Regions from separate parts of the Homo sapiens genome. Here region 2 is linked to region 1. The links are chromatin loops, found by intact Hi-C in ENCODE. Cell type or tissue: heart right ventricle. All regions are shown on one strand. Links, peaks and the distances in the headings refer to the core of each region. The heading gives the core; the rest is flanking DNA.

Region 1 (2,916 bases), core at 166-2,665:
CTATTTGCATACTTTGGAGTAAGGAGTGTGGGAGAAGTTGTATAAAGAAAAATACAGAAAGCACCATGCAAATTGAAAACAGACAACCTGGAGCAAACTCTTACAACTTTATAAATAACATCTTAGTGGAGAGTCTGGAGTACTCTGAATTCTCAGACAGGAATTGCCAATACACATTCTCCCGAGATTGCTGGCTGGAGAGAGTCACAGTGCTGCTACTTCAGTTGTTTTTTCTTTGACAAAGAAAAGCATGATAAAATGTACACAGTTTTTTGATGTAAAATGTCATGGAGAAATTAAAGCATTTTCTTCTGTTATCAAATGGATCCCTCTTCCTAACACAACAAATGCTTCTGTTGCATTGCTCCATCCTCAGGATCTGAACTGCACTCCCCTCACACACTTTCAGACTTCTTCACTCAAACGGTCCTTCCTTTCTGTTCTCCCATTTCATTTTCTTTCCTCACTCAGTCCATCTTATAACAAATGATCACAAAGGTACCTCATCCCTCCTGTTAACTGTGAGCTCTTAGAGGTCAAGGAACTTGTGAATATCCAGTTCACAGTATACTTTAAAACAAGGACAGGCTAGTAGGGCCCAGGCCACAGGCCAGGGTATGGAAATAAGAATCCAGAAGGGATGCTCAAATAAGCATTCTTATTTCTGGGAAGAACCCAGAAGGATGCTCAAAGAGCCCTAAAATTATTATTTTTTTAATCGAGGACTTAGAATAGTGACTCCAATGTATTTTTGTATCAGAGATACCCTTTCAGAAACCTAGATTTTGCATTTTGATGAGGAAGCCCTGAAACCTCTCCATAGGATACACATAAACACACTTTGTGTAGTTCATCCATGGACCCAGAGATGGCCTTCCCAATGCTGTGAAGTGGTGACAGGTAGCATTATGGCTTTAATCAGCTTTAATGCCTGGCAGTAGTATACTGACACAGGGCTTTTTATCATTTGCAAAGATGAATGAGAAAGAAATGTGTATCATAAATGCCCAGGGGTGCAAAGTCACCTTTGGCCTGACTTGTTTCTCCCTAAATTAAAAAGGTTCCAGCTATAGGCATCCATTGGTAGAGACCAAGACTGGCAATACTTTATCATAAATAGGAAGCCTTGGACAGTTTTGCTGTAAATTATCCATTTTTAAAGAAATGTTAATCAGGTTTTTACTTTGATTTTAAATCAGCTTACCTAAAGCCTCATAACTACTGAAAAATTGCAGCACTTATTACCTACACTGATTACTTGCATATATTTTAGAATGGTTTGAAAGCAATTTTAGTAATACTTAGTAGTTATTATGGCTATTTTTTAATTTAAAGAAAAACCTGACAATTTTTATCTAATTCAAGATTGAAAATATGGTTCATCTAGAGATAAAAAGCCTTAGTCGTTCAGGCTGAAAGGGTCATACCTTTCAATATTCATCTTTCTACAACTTTCAGTAAATGGATTCTCTAAACTGGTACATGTGTTAGAGCTTATTAGACCAGTAGAGCGCAATAGTGTTCCTCTAGATCTCAAGAGTATCTGTTGGTACCTTAATGTCAGTGTTGACATTTAGAATACATCCATAGAGAAGTAACATATTTTCTAAAGTATTTTAATTTAACTTCTTTAATGTTACCAGCCCAATGATGTTAATAAAATAATTGTGATAATTAGTTTCCAAGTTATATAATGATCTCTGTGCAAAAACAAAACTTACTGAGGTAAGAAATAAGCGTCTAACTGAAATGGAAGGGATGAAACGCTAAGGCCAGTGAAGACGCAGTCCCTCACACTCAGTAGTATCTATGCAGATACATACTATTTTGGTGACATCCTGCTGCTGCAGATCCAGAGAGACAGAGAGAGAGCCAGAGAGAGAGCGAGAGCGAGAGAGAGAGAGAGAGCGAGAGAGCGAGAGAGAGAGCGAGAGAGAGAGCGAGAGAGAGAGCGAGAGAGAGAGCGAGAGAGAGAGCGAGAGAGAGAGCGAGAGAGAGAGCGAGAGAGAGAGAGAGAAAGCGAGCCAGAGCGAGCACGAGTAGGCCAGAGAGGACCCGAGCGGGCTAGAGCGAGAGTGAGAGCGAGAGCGAGAGCCAGAGAGCCGGAGCCAGAGAGCCAGAGTCAGAGCCAATGGAACTGGCACCAGGTGCGAAGCTAGGCTGAGGAACACAGTAGAGAAGAGGCTGTAGACCCAAACAGTCATAGTTATCAATGCCTGAGAAGACTAATATAACCAAACAATTCTCATCTATACACTGGATGTACTTAATAATTTCCCTGTTTCTAAATCAGAAATTGTGGTTGACCTTGTACTATACTACAAGGAACATGGCCTGGTGTGTGTGTGTTGAGGGGGAGGTGGCAAGAGATAAACTAACCCCATTTTATAATTTTGAACAGAGCCTAGTAAAGAAAAATGGCAATGGGCTATAGGAAGACCAACACCACACTTAATTGCATGGAAAGAACTGCTACTCCAAAGCAGAACAAAGAATAGTATTAGGGTTTATTCAATTAAAAAAACTTAATTAGCTTTTAAAAATGAGGAAAAGAAGAAAATCAAGCAGCGAAAAAGCCATTATCATTAACAGGTTGCATTCACTAAGATGACACAAACAGAGCTTATCAAATACCTTTATGACCAACATAATTTTCTAGCAGATCCTGACCATCATTAACTGTTGGAACTGTGAAGCTGAGACTTGCCACCAAGACCTGTTACTACTGACCCACTCAATTCTCTTACCCTTTTATTCATAAAATGTTCTCCGACATAAATTTCTCATTCTTTGTTAGTTACATTTTACAAAGGATATTTTACCTGTAATTAGGCTTTGGACAAGATAAAAACCTTTATTTAAAAATACAGTATTCTCTTCCTTTAAAAATGTGTACAGAAAAAGGATTTAGATAAA
Region 2 (2,916 bases), core at 101-2,600, 58 kb after region 1:
ATCAGACTTTCGTCAGTTTGACAAACTTCCCTAAAAAGTATCTGAAATCTGCCATCTTCTCAGAATAGTCAGACACAGCTTAGACCATGGGTTTCCTGTCTAGCTCATGAACATTTGTAAAAGTGAACTAAGTGACTACAAGCAACCTCCTCCCAACTAGTTATTTGTTATAGGAGGACTATATTTGTTATAGTAGGACTACCTCCTTGTCAAAACTTAAAATGCATAGGAGCCCTGAAATTGGCGCTATCATCCATCTTACATTAGTAATCATTATATGAATATAGTGATGATTTTTTTCCTTTTTAAAATATAAATTTGTCTGAAGGTCTCTTGTCATCACTTTGACATAAGAGCTGTAAATCACTCTGGAGTAGAGATGGTTGGAGAATAGAAGGCTATAGTTGGTTGATGAAAATCTTGACTCAACAGTTTGTGTCATAGTTTGGGGTAAGCCACCGTGGCAGTTTGCAGAGGCGGTGTGGCAGCGGGGAGTGCCTATTTTTAATCACTGCTGTTCCAGGGCCAACCATAATTAGGGATGTTTCCCTTGCTCAGTGAAGCTATATTTTGCTTTTTGTTCATTGATTGATGGAAATTGTAGGACACTGAGAAAATAAAGATGGGCTAAGAGGGTTTTGTCGCTTTTTATTCCTCCCTCAATTAGGGCTTTTCCGGGGCTGCATAACAAAGTGCCAAAACTGAGTGGCTTAAAACAGCAGAAACATACTGTCTCACTGTTCTAGAGGCTGGAAGCCCAAAGTCAAGGTCTCAGCAGTGTGAGTTCCCTCTGGGGCTATGCAGGAGAATCCGTTCCAGGACTCTCCCTGAGCTGCTGGTGGATGCTGGCAATCTTTGGGGTTCCTTGGCTTGTAGATGCATCATCCCAGTCTCTGTCGTCACGTTCACCTGCTGTTTGCTGTATGTGTGTGTCTATGTGTCCAAAAGTCCCCTTTCTATAAGGACAGCATTCATACTGGACCAGGGCCCACTCCAGTAACTTCATTTTAACTTGATTACCTATGTAAAGATGCTATCCAAAAAAGTCCCATTCTGAGTGAGGTGCTGGGGCCCCATCTTTTTTGTGGGGACAAAATTCAACCTATAACATCCCCATTAAATATAGTGACAAACAGTCCTCACAGTGCTCCTGCGCTCCACTGGGGGGCAGGATTCTCCACTGTTGAAATGGCCCAGGGCTTCGGTGCTGCCTTCTGGGTTCTGGGGTCTGGGGTTGGCCAGCAGGGCCAGCCACAGCCAGGCTCTGTGACCCGAGCTGGTGGAGCGGGCAGAGAAGAGATTCTGATGCTTTTTATTTCTTTATTATTATACTTGATGCAGAAATTATGAGCCCTGATGACATCCAATAATAATTGTTTTCCCTTATTTGAGACATTTGGGGTAAGCTCCGTATTCTTCCATAACAACAAAGCAAGCAGGCAAGCGTGAGTTCTCTAAACAAAGAGCGGCTTTAAGCAGGGAATTTTAGGCTTCCAAGCTGGCCCTTCTCACAGGAAGCAGCCATTCTCTGGGAAGTGGCACCCAGTCTCCGGCGTACCTTGCTCAAGAACAATAGACATTAGTCATAGTCTGTTAATTCTGTCTGTTTCCCATGAGAAAAAGAATGTGTTCCATGGTGTTGTCAGGGAGTTTCAGGCCCATGTTTGAACTTTTCCTAAGGATCTTCTGTAACATCAAAGGAGGTGACCTAAGCAACCTCCAAATGGGGATCTTTGGAGTATGTCAGGGCCTTTGCCCCTGAGTGTTACAGCCCCTTGAGGTGGGCGGAGGGTAGGAGTGGTAGCAGAGCTGTGACCAGGGCTGTTCTCACTGTGTGTGTGTGTGTGTGTGTGTGTGTGTTTTTCTGCAGGCACCAGTTGGAGATGCCAGGACATTACTCTCATCTGGCTGCCTTCTATGAGGACAAAAAGGGGGTGCTCCATGCTGGTCCCGGCAGAGGCAGCAGCCTGCCCCCTGTCTACTGGCTGCCTTCCATCCACCGATACATGTACCCTGAGATGAAGGTGAGGTTAGCCCTGCTTTTCTTACACTATACTGGATCTGTATCTGGGAATAGTAGCTGTTGATTACTTTTTAATGAATAAAAAATTTATGTCTTTGGATCATACAAAATGTCTACTTTTGATAGAACAGAGTTGCAACATAAGCATTTGGTTTTTTTAAAACATAAGGCAAGTTATCTTAAACAATATGCTTTCTAGACACTTCTGTAATCATAGTATAAAGGCGTGTGTGATAGGCCAGTTGTGAAAAGATAGATTTAATTCTGTTGATTGCTTCTGATATTTTAACACTAGACATTTGAACTAAAGATGAAGAGTCTGATGAAGAAGTATGACATTTCTTAGTTAAGACACTTCTGATGTTACTTCGTTCTGTATTTGTTCCTGAAGTACTTTGGCTTTGGTACTAGAATATGCCTATTTACAGTTAGCAAAACACCCAGCAAAGCGTTAGGTGTTGGAAGGGTGCAAATATGACTAAGAACATGAATCTCCTCTTTCTCTTCCCTCTCTGTCTCCTGTGGTTGGTCACAGGATATTTCCATGGAAACCTAGGGCTCCCCTGGTAGAGAAATTATGCCAAGAGTCCAAGGGAGAACTCTGGGAAGATGCCTTAGGAGAGGACGCAGTCCCTGAGTATTTGGCTAGGTGGAAAGTGAGGAATGCTGATTCCAGAACCAGGAAAGGTGTGAGCAGCAGTGAGAACCATGGTCTGTCACTTTCTCAGCACCTTCTGGGAGTTATGCATTGTGCCAGCTATTTATCTGTACCTGTTGCAGCATTCTCTAAAATAAAAGTAAATGTTTTTTGTTTTTTTTTTTTTATTCCTTGTTTTCCAGCGAAAACAACCGAGGCTTATAAAGGGCTAGTGACTTGCTTTAGGTCTTATAGC

The links. A loop is a pair of places that touch in the nucleus more often than their neighbours do. Peaks named below come from ENCODE experiments on the same cell type or tissue, not always from the same donor. Only the 100,000 strongest peaks of a DNase experiment are listed, where the experiment ranks them.
Region 2: a loop joins it to region 1, with 2.7 times the contacts of the local background. A loop is called at or near these places in 10 of 110 quality-filtered maps.

What each region holds. Positions count from the first base shown.
Region 1 is chr7:141,730,845-141,733,760 of GRCh38, reverse strand. WEE2 (WEE2 oocyte meiosis inhibiting kinase) reads right to left here. Exons shown (of 12, transcript NM_001105558.1): 12 at 2,490-2,916. The region is part of intron 1 of WEE2-AS1 (WEE2 antisense RNA 1); the gene reads left to right. Among named protein-coding and RNA genes, the nearest start is that of WEE2-AS1, 5.7 kb to the left of the region's middle. In heart right ventricle, for the core only: no CTCF peak of the experiment used is centred there; no DNase peak of the experiment used is centred there.
Region 2 is chr7:141,673,175-141,676,090 of GRCh38, reverse strand. It overlaps DENND11 (DENN domain containing 11), which reads left to right. Exons shown (of 9, transcript NM_001080392.2): 4 at 1,871-2,024. Among named protein-coding and RNA genes, the nearest start is that of DENND11, 28 kb to the left of the region's middle. RefSeq lists an enhancer at 345-1,324. In heart right ventricle, for the core only: a CTCF peak has its summit at 1,138 (motif pointing right); a DNase peak (open chromatin) is centred at 1,533; H3K27ac peaks cover 2,500 bases.